Regions from separate parts of the Homo sapiens genome. Here region 1 is linked to region 2. A link is a loop called in an ENCODE intact Hi-C map of the cell type or tissue named here. Cell type or tissue: mammary epithelial cell. All regions are shown on one strand. Links, peaks and the distances in the headings refer to the core of each region. The heading gives the core; the rest is flanking DNA.

Region 1 (5,378 bases), core at 242-5,241, 83 kb after region 2:
TCTGTCTCTGTCACCCAGGCTGGAGTGCAGTGGGGGTTCCCAAGCCCCCCTACTTGTTTCCATGCTTCCCAGGCCCACCCAATGTTACAGGCAGCACATGGCAGCAGGAGGGATCAAGACAGGTAGACACTGGGGGAGTCAAGGGAACAAGGGATGGCTGGAGGAGTGACAAGTGACTCAAGGACATGTGGTGAGAGGCACCTGTTCATCAAACCACAGTTCTTTTGAAAGGGACTCAGGGCAGCTCCTAAAACATACACTGTACACTAAGATCATTCATTAATTCCCTGGGCCAGTGCTTACTGAGCACCTACTACATGCCAGGCCCCGTGCTGCTGCTGAGATGCACTGAGGGGTCTCCATCCTTAGTCTGGGGAGGCGGCACATGTCAAAAGAAGACTCTGTTGCTCTCCCTGGGGTGGGTGGGGGATTGCTGTGGGAGCTCAGGGGAACCATCCTCAGTTTCATAGGGAATGGAGCTGAGACCCAAACAGGTGAACGACTTGTGTGATGTTTCATGGCAGGGGATGGGGCCTGCAACCCAGAACTTCTGAGCCCCCAGACCCTAGTCTCATGCCTCCTTACTGGACCCCATGCCGGGTCTCACAAGGTGGTCACTGCAACAGCTTCAACCCCAGCCATCATTCCCAGGCCACACAGCCAACCTCCCTGCCACGATAGTAATTACACCTCTTGGAGGTTAATTTGTAAAGAGACAGTGGAAGTCCTTATTTTAATAGCAATTATCAAAATCATGCTGGAGGGGTGCTGTGTAATGGGTAATTATCTGCAACAGAACAACAGTATCGTCAATTCTATTGAGCTCTTTCCAACGAACCTAGAGTTAATCCTGGAAAGCAGCTAGCGTCAGCTGATATTTGTTTAATAATATTCTTATTAAATTCAAATGGAAGTCCCTTTAAAAATCTTCCCCAAGAGGAATGTGGCTAGTTTACCAAGACCTCAACTCCACGGTGTCCCACTGAATTCCCATGGAGTTTGTCAGCATCCCTCCCTGTACCACATCACCCCCTCATATCAAGGCTGGACCACCTTCACCATTTGTATCCATTTATGTATTGGTTCAGTTACTCATTTGCTGGTTAATCCTTGTACATTTACTTCATTCATTCACTCATTTATTCATTCACTATTCATTATTCATCTCTTGCATCGGTTTCAAAATCTATTTAAAAATTCTTTCTCATGTTGGGCGTGGTGACTCTTGCCTATAGTCCCAGCACTTTGGGAGGCCAAGGCAGGAGGATTGCCTTGAGCCCAGGAGTTTGAGACCAGTTTGGGCAACATGGTGAGACCCCATGTCTACAAAAAATACAGAAATTAGATGGGCATGGTGGTGTGTGCCGCTAGTCCCAGCTACTCAGGAGGCTAAGGTGAGAGGAGAACTTGAGCCCAGGAGGTTGAGTCTGCAGTGAGCTGAGATGGTGTCACTGCTCTCCAGCCTGCACAACAGAGCAAGACCTTGTCTCAAAAAATTACTTCTCACACTCATTCACGTGTGACTATATCCTTTCTTCCATCATTAGTGCCCCCATTTCTTCTTTCATTTATTTGTACTTTGTTCAGATATTGTTTTCTTAGATTTTAATATAAGTGGTATTCTACCTCTCATTTACTTCTTTTTATTTATTCATTCTTTCTTTAATTGGCTCATCCATTCATTCGTTCACTTACTAATATGCTTTTTCATGCATGACTTCATTCATTCATTGCTCTTTTATTCATGCATGGGTTTGTCCATTTATTCATCAAACATGTATTGTTCGCTCATAAACTATGGCCGTTTTGTGTCTGGTCTGAAGTGATCCAGCCTTGTTCAGCTCTCCAGCGTTTTCTGGGCATCTCAGAAAATGCTGGGCAATTTTCTTAAGTAAAATTCTTTGTCAAAGTGTAACAAGATGACACTGAGTTTCCAAGATTGGGTGACTAGGAGAGTTGCTCAAACCTTGGACCCTGGGAACACAGTGAGAGTTAGGTTAGAGAGAAGTTGAATTCACTTTTGGACATATTGTGTTTGAGCTACCAACAGCTCACCCAGGAGGAGACATGGGATATGTGGAAATGCAGAGATCAGTGAATTAGGCCTGGGGTGGGAGCAGAAGACCTGGGGTGGGTCTCACCTCTGCACACCTTGCCTGGGACTGTGTATAGCAGAAGCACCTTTCCTGTGATTTCTGTCTCTCGCTGTTTGCCCAGGGTGTAATCAAGAAATGGTGAAGTCTGAAGAGAAAAAATTTGGTCATCTTGACCACCACCCAGCCACTTGTTCCCTGATGTGTTTCATTTTGAAAGTGGTTTCAGGCAAATTTTAGCCAAGTTGATCTTTGCTGCCTTGCTGAGCTACTTCAGCTCCCAGGAGCACCTACTGGGTGGAAGACACTGAGTTTGGGACGCTGGGATCAGGCTGAAGTTGGTTTACTGGGTGGGTCTGGAAGAGGCAAACACAAAAGTTGACCCTGAGGTGGTGCATGCCCCTGTTCCTCCTTGGCATGTGGGCTGGGGTCCACCTTCTGCAGGTAGGTCTGCCCCTCTCTCGGGGTCTCTGCTCCCAGGGATGAAGGGCTGTGGGTGGCGATTCTCCCGGCAGCCAACTGCCCAGGTCTCCTGAAAAACCTCATCTCCCAGGGAGTCCCTGCCTAGACCTAGAGGGAAAAGTGAGATGCCTCATTCTGTTTTCAGGCCCAAACAGCTTTCTCCAGTCAAGTTTCACCAGATACAAAGCTGAAAGTCCATTTTCCTGTTTGGTCCTAACTAGCAAAGGAGCAGGATCTCTGTGACTGGCCCTGGGAGAATGACAGCAGCTCTCTGTGAGCCCACACTGCAGTCCCTCCCAACCTCAGCTTTCGTGGCCATCTCAGAGAGAGGCAGAGCAGCCTCAGGTCCCTCCTTCAGGCTCTGTCTTGAGAATTCAGGTCTGGGCAGCTGGAACAGGAGTGTGCAATTTGGAATCAGTTGAAATCCAGCTCTGGCAGGTGACTCACCAGCAATGCAATCTTGGGCAGGTCCCACCACCTCTGCGAGTCACAGCTGCCACATTCACGCAGTGGGGATAATTATCCCCACCTTCTGGGACTATGGGGAAGATCGAGGTGATAGAGGTGAAGATATCTAACCAACTCTGCTGCCTCATTCATCCAGGGTGAGTCACAACATTCTCACCGAGAGCGACATTTCCTCTCACTTTTGTTCTTTGAATCAAAGTCTCAAGATCAATAAGATTGTCCTTCCTGCCTCCTCTCCACTCCTTCATTTATCATCCTTCATCTTTGACTGATTTATAATTTTAGAAGTTGGAAGGAATCATAGAGACCAAGGAGTCCATGTTTTACACATTGGGGGAATGGAGGCCCAGAGAGGAATAGCAACAGGTTCAAGGTCACCCTGCCGGCTTGGGGAAGGGTCCTGACACCTGCCCCCCAAGAGTGCAAGCCCCATTTTCTTGTCTGCTGGGCTGCACCTCTCCATTTTCTTGGGTCCCCTGTGATCTACTGGGAATGCTTTCCTGATATTTTCATTGAAAACAAAACCCAACAAAATGAATGGTATCTTTAAATTGCTACATTGCTCTGTGGCTGTTTTCTTTTCTTTTTTCCTTTTAAGATGTACACACACACACACACACACACACACACACACACACACACTGCTCCCTGCCTGTGTCAACCAGCCAGATTTTCTAATCTAAACTGACAGTCAGTTTCACTCCAGAAGAAATGTGTGTGATCTCTTGCCCGTGTGAACATAGTGTGCTATTGATATAATCACCGTCCAGTAAAAAGCCCACTGAGAGAATATATTGCAGGAGGAAGGGTTTAACTTGGGAAAACTCAAGTTGCCGCACACATATATTTTACCTCTCAAACATTTTTTTTTAAACCGAGGAGGAATAAATCACTTTTAAAGGTTACTTTACCCTTAAAAAGAATCTGAATGTGCATCTTTCAAGCACATGTCGTATGTGTGAGATGTCAGCGTTTTATCACTTGTATAATCCGGCCCTCTTGTCTTTTCCTATTACTCCGAAGACCTTGGCAAGCAACTTACCCCCTCACCATATCATCAGTGATATTTTCTATGCAGTCTGAAGATTTGTCTTTGTTAATCTCCTCTGAGAGATGACGTCGGTACTAGGCCAGAGCAATGTGGCCAGACAGCCAAGAGATTTCAATTTAGGGCTCCCAGAACTTTCAGTATATGAGTCATCACAGCTACCATCGCCTGAGGGCCTACTGTGCGCCAGCACTGTGTCAGACGCTTTTTAATTAATCATCTCTAACCCTCCAGCTCCCACCCTGATTCCATTCACTGTCACCCACTGCCAGGATGATTGCAGGAGATGCCCGATCATCTCCCCAGTTCGATTTCACTCTTGCGCCCTGTGGTCTCGTCTCCACCTAGAAGCAGGAGAGAGCCTTTAAAAATGCCCCTGCAACCATTTCCTTCCTTGCTCACACTCTCCATGGGTGCCCAGCTTCTGCAGATTAAAGCCTGAGTCCTCTCCTGGTCCCAGGCCCCATGACCTCTCTGACCTCATCCCCTACCCCTCTTTACTCTGCCCCAGCCACTTGGGCCTCCCTGCTGACCCTTGAGCATGCCAGGGTCACTCTCACCTCTGGGAATCTGCACGTGTGGCTTCCGCTGCCTGGGCTGACCACCCAAGATGTCCTCATGGCTCCCAGCCTTCGGGCTGTTCCCAAGTGAGTCCTTACTGAGGCCTTTCCTGATCACCCGTATAAAACCGCACCCCAATCTCCTGACATTCTTCATCCCCCATCTCTATCTGATGTCTCCTCATCGCTTACCACTATCTGGCATATTCCGTGTATATTTGATTTATTTCCCTTGCTTATCATCTGTCTCTGTAGCAACACATAGCATCTGTGAAGAAAGGGGTGTTGCATTGTTTTGCTTATTAATAATTTCTAGAGCTTAGAATATTGCCTGGCACATAAATACTTATTGTATGAATGAATGAAATAATCTCATTTGATTTGTGTGTGTGGTCAGTCAGAGATGTTAAGACAATTAACAAAACTGGGTGTGGTGGATCATACATGTAATCCCAACACTCTGAGGGGCCAAGGCGGGTGGATCACTTGAGCCCAGGAGTTTGATCAAGGCCAGCCTGGGCAACATGGCGAGACCTCGTCTCTACAAAATATAAAAAATTAGCTGGGCATGGTGCGTACCTGTAGTCCAGGTACTCGGGAGGCTGAGGTGGAAGGATAGCTTGAGCCTGGGAAGTTGAGGCTGCAGTGAGCCTTGAATGCACCACTGCACTCCAGCCTAGGTGATTGAGCAAGGCCCTGTTTCAAAAAGGGAAAAAAAAGCAATTGACAAGTAATGAATGAAAATAT
Region 2 (5,378 bases), core at 75-5,074:
AAATTAGCGCATTGAAGCCTTGATTTCATGGATTTTGTTGCTCAGGGTGAGACAAATGGAAAACGGCCTATTTCAAGTCAGATTAAAGGGATGATTGAGTCAACATTGTGCAGGGGGAGGGGACAGCAAAAAGCATGAACGTGTCAGAGAAGCTGCTCAAGTGTGAGGGACGTGGAGGAGGCCTCTGAGGCCCAGAGTCAGACACCCAGGGCCAGCCTGGCTCTGCCTGGGGCTGAGGGGCCTTGGGCAGGTCGCTGCATCTCTGTGAGCCTCAGTTTCCTCATCTGTGATATGGGGTGAGCAGTAACAGCTCACAGGGTTGTGGCGACGGTTGATGAGATGAGGAGGGTGGCGTGCTGGCAGGAGCTTGGCACAGGGTCAGCCCAGCCAGGGAAGCAGAGGTTGGTGTTATCATTATGATTATTATCGGCTTTGGCACCACTGTTATTCAGGGACTTTATTCTGGGTGAGGTGACTGATGGCTTTTAGAGGGGAAGGGGCCAAGTTCTTGCCACCCCAATCCTCAACAGAGCTCCATGAGGGCCATCCCCACTAGGGAACTCCTCCTCGAACTTCATAGCCCCGGGCCAGGCAGGCTTTGGTGTGTCACCCAGTGGTGACACAGCTTCTTGGAGCCACCATGTCCTTGATTGTAGGTTGACACCACAAGGCTGACTTCATGGGGGTGACTGTGAGGAACACCAAAGAGAGGCAGGTCAAGTCCCTGGAATGTAGTAGGGCTTTATCCTCTGAGATTTTGTCCTCCATGGGGGAAATTTCTGTTGGTCCGGTGGGGACAGGTTTGGTGTAATCTCGGGGGGTCTGACCCCGCTCTGATTGTCAGATATGTAGTCTGAAATTAAGCCAAAATTTCATCTTACCTATGCTAATCATCATTACTTATGAGGTTCTTAGATACCCTGAAGCTGTCCAACATGTCCACTCACAACATGGGAGCTTAGTAGCACTGAAATGTGAATTTAAATCAACAAATATTAACAGAACATTTGGTAAGTCACATTCATCCACCCACCCATCCATATCCATTTATCATCCATTATCCTTCCATCAATTCATCCATCCATCATCCATCATCTATCCATCTATCCATCATTCATCATCCACCCATCTATCCACCATCCATCATCCACCATCAGTTCATCCATCCATCTATTCATCATCCATCCATCCATTTATTAATCATCTATCCATCCATCCACTATCCATCTATCTATCTTCCATCCATCTATACATCATCCATCATCCATCCATCCATCCATCCATCCATCCATCTATCCATCCATCCATCCACCCATTTATCCATCCATCCATCCATCCATCCATCCATCCATCCATCCATCCATCCATCCATGCATCCACTAAATGGCAGCTGAACATCTACTATGTGCTGCTATGATGGAGCTGGACAAGAGACCCAGTTTTTGCCAGCATGGTGCTTTAGCTGAGCAGAGAAACTGGTGTTTAGCACATGTCATCGTGAGGTGTAAGGATGGCTGTGGAGGGGAGCACAGGCTGCTGTGGGAGCCTCTGGCAAAAATCAGGGAAACCTACCTGGAGGAAGGGGCATCTGAGCCAGAACCTGCAAGACCAGGAGGACTTCATGGGTGAAGGGAACTCTTCCTGGTCTTGCCGGTACTGGCTAAGATGCCCCAAGTGAAGGGGGTGTCAGGGGGCTGTCTAAGTGGAGGCTTAGTCTTATCTGGGAAGTGCCAATGGGTGGTGAGATGGGCCTGAAGATAATACGGCTGCTTGGATTAGGGTAGAGTCGGGGTGGAGTGGGGAGTTGACATCCTAAGTGTGACAGTTGCATGTAGGGTATGAGTGGGGAGGCATATGAGCAGATTTGGGTCTGAAAGTCCCTCTGACCACCATGTAGGTGAGGATAGGACTGAGACAGGGGAAGGAGTCAGTCAGGACATAGAGGCTGCAATGCAGGCTGGAGGACATGGGGCTCTGACTAGGATAGTGACTGCGGGGCTGGGAGAAATGGGCAGTTTGGAGATATTTGGGGGTTTCAGTCTTAGCCTCAGTGATGAGTGATGGGAAAGTGGAGGGGGGCTCCCAGGTTTCTGACTTGGGCTGCCTGGGGGACCCTCACTTCCTCATATAGAGAAGCAGGTTTGGGGTTGGGTGAGATGCTAGATGTGGCTGCATCAGTGCATGCCCCGTGGGTGTCCAGGGGGCAGGAGAAGCAGGTCCTGAGCTGCAGGTGAAGGTTTGGGGTCATTGGCAAATATGTAGATGACTGAAGTTGCAGGGAGTGATGAGCCCCCAGGAGAAGAAGTTGAGAGGAGGGTCAGGGGAGAGGGCCTGGAACAGAGCCCCAGGACCCCTACACTTCAGGAACAGCAAGAGGGACCAGCAAGGGAGCCCGAGGAGTGGCCGGGGGATAAGAGGAAAATGAGGACGGGGTCCCAGGGACCAAGAGGAGAGAGGAGGAGGAGAAGCAGGCACAGGCTGAGTGTTGCCCAGGGGCTAAGCATGGGCCGAGGGTGCCCACTGCCTGGTCCTTCCAGCAGGTAAATGTGGCCTTACAAGGGCAGCATCTTGGGGACAGCATGGGGACTGAGGTGGGCAGAGTGTGTGTGGAGATCAACCAGGAAGGATGGCTGGTTCAGGAAGTTGGGCAGTGAAGGGAAAGTGAGAGAGTGAGAGGGTGACAGCTCAGGGGAGACATCAGGTTCAGGTTTGTTGTGGGATGACAGACTTGAATATGATTCAGTGCTGAAGAGATGGGGCATAGAGACAGGGATGAGTATAGACAGGTAAAGAGATTAAACATGTCCCCACCACCCTGGAGAGATCCAGGCAGTGGGTAGGCGGGGCCGGTCAGAGCAGGCTGGGATCCCAGACAGCAGGAGGGGACAGTCTCCATCTTCAGGAGGAGGAAGGGGAGGGCCTTGTGAGTGCCAGGAGTTTGGATATTTGTTGTCAGGAAATCTAGTAAGTTCTTATTTTGAGGCTTGGATTTTCTCTGGGCACCAGGAAGCCATGTCACCAGCTAAGAGAGACAGGAGATGGGGAGGGAAACCTAGGGAGGAGGAGAGAGGCTGAATCATCTCCTTGGGGACCGGCCAAGTGGGAGGCAGAGCACGTGTCCTGGTGATGAGGCTGATGGCAGCCCAGGAGTGACTCCAGGAATCCCTTGGGCCATTGTGGGGGATGTGCAGTGTGCACTTTTGTGTTGGGTCATGGGCTGAGCTCCAGCTGGACTGACCCTAGGCCATCGCCCAGCCAGGCTCCCACCTGATGCTTGAGTCTGAGCTATTGAACTCTGTGAGTGTCCCTGTAGGTGCAAGTGGAGGGGTGCCAGGAAACCTGCCCTGAGAAGACCGCCCTAAAGTGCTGGGCCTAGGAGGTACACCGGCTTCCCAGCTGGCCCCCTCGCTCCTGTTTCCCCTGAAACTCTTCCTGCTCACTGCTGCCAGAGAGTGCTTTCAAATATGTGAATTCTATCCTGTCATGCCCCAGCTCAAGAACTGTCTGTGGCTCCTAATTTTCTGTTGGATCAAGTTTAACCTCTTTGGCCTGGAACTCAAGGCTTCCCAGCCTGACCCTGCTTCCTTTCAGGCTGTGTCCTCTCCCTGCTGTCTCCACCCCCTGCCTGCTACCTACATGCTGCGCCTGGGTCCAGCTGTGCTGAGCTGCCTGCCCTTCCTCAGATCAGCCAGGTTCTTCTGCACCTCTGTTCCTTTATACATGCTGTGCCTGGAATGCCCTTCCTGCTCTGTTGAGGCTGGAGATGAACTTAGCCACTCTCTCTTGCAGCCCTTCCTGACTTCCTCTTCAGGTTGGTGCCCTCCCTGTGTTTCCCCTAGGACTCCACCAGAAGGGCAGAAGAGTGGGTGACGGATGGAGGGACCACCAAGTTCCTCAGATCTCTGTTCAGGCCTGAACCCCTGTTGATGCACTCACTAGGCTGAAAGGGCCTTTGGATGTCAGCGGCAGTGTCTTGTTGGTCCTGGTGTCCCCCTCCAGGGCTGAGTAGTTCTAGGTTAGCGCTGAAGAAATCAACAAGAGGATGGATGCATGGATAAATAAAGGAATGGATGGATGGATGGATAGATATGTGCATGGAGGGATGGATGGATAGGTGGATGGAGGGATGGATGGATAGGTGGTGGAGGGATGGATGGATAGGAGGATGGATGGATGGATAGATGGATGGATGTATATGTGGATGAAGGGATGGATGGATAGATGGATGGATGGATGGATGGATGGATGGATGAAGGGATGGATAGAGGAATGGATGGATAGATGGAGGGATGGATGGATAGATAGAAGGATGGATGGATATGTGGATGGAGGGACGGATGGATAGGTGGATGGAGGGATGGATGGATAGATGGATGGATGGATCAATGAAGGGATGGATAGAGGGATGGATGGAAGGATAAATGGATAGATGGATGGATGGATGAAGGGATAGATGGAGGGATGGATAGAGGGATGGAAGGATGGATGGCTGGATGCACAAAACAGCCAGGAGTCAGGAGTCAGGAAATCCCCAGGTGAGGAAAGGGTCACAGCAGAGAGCTCAGAGCCCAGCACAGCCTCGATTCTACCTCAGCTCACGTTTGTTGCTGGCCCACTGTATGCCATCACACAGGTCTCATTTTAACCCTCACACCACCCCACAGATGGGGTCATCCCTCCCATTGTACAGATAAGAAATTGAGGCTGAGAGATGCCCAAGGCCATGCATCTAGGAAGTGCAACACCATGTTTTAAGCCTCAGTTTCTCCACTTTCAGTCCAGAGTTCTTCCTGCAATGTATGCCCATGGCCCTGAGCCCTGTACTCTGTGCCGGATGGAGCCTGTAATGGTTGGTTATTTCATGTCTTTGTTGATTGAGGCACAAGGAAAGTCATGTGCTTTGGAGTTGGATAGGCCTGGGTGGGAATCCTGGCTTTACCACTGAACAGCTAGAGACGTGGGCATGCCATGTCACCTCAGGCACTCAGTTTTCTCATCTGAAAAATGGGGACATTAACAGAAGTTCCTAGGACTGTTGTGAGGATTACATAAGACAGAGTGTGTGGAGTGCCCATTATAAGATCTGGTGGGGAGTGGGGGCTCAAAACCCAACCTCCCTTCCTCTCTCCCTCCTCTCCTCCTTCTCTTCCAGGACACCCCTCCCTCAGGCCCTCAAGGCCCTAGTTTCTTTCTCTGAGTCCCCCTGGGGCCCTGCAGGCTCTGGGGTCTGAGATGCCCCCTCGGCTGTGTCGAGAGCTGCCTGTGTCACTGCATCTGTGCGGTTACTATAGCATCTACCTTGGCTCAGGGCAGGGAAGTGGAAAACAGGCCAGAGCGTGATGAGGCTGCATGTTCTCATCTGTCCCCTGAGACCCTGG

Evidence for each region. Peaks named below come from ENCODE experiments on the same cell type or tissue, not always from the same donor. Only the 100,000 strongest peaks of a DNase experiment are listed, where the experiment ranks them.
Region 1: it touches region 2 in a loop (5-fold over the local background); 1 of 110 quality-filtered maps calls a loop at or near these places.

What each region holds. Positions count from the first base shown.
Region 1 is chr1:30,616,234-30,621,611 of GRCh38, reverse strand. No RefSeq gene overlaps it. Among named protein-coding and RNA genes, the nearest start is that of MATN1-AS1, 100 kb to the left of the region's middle. RefSeq lists enhancers at 2,443-3,642, 3,860-4,029. In mammary epithelial cell, for the core only: no CTCF peak of the experiment used is centred there; a DNase peak (open chromatin) is centred at 3,001; H3K27ac peaks cover 1,529 bases.
Region 2 is chr1:30,698,857-30,704,234 of GRCh38, reverse strand. No RefSeq gene overlaps it. Among named protein-coding and RNA genes, the nearest start is that of MATN1-AS1, 17 kb to the left of the region's middle. In mammary epithelial cell, for the core only: no CTCF peak of the experiment used is centred there; a DNase peak (open chromatin) is centred at 3,074.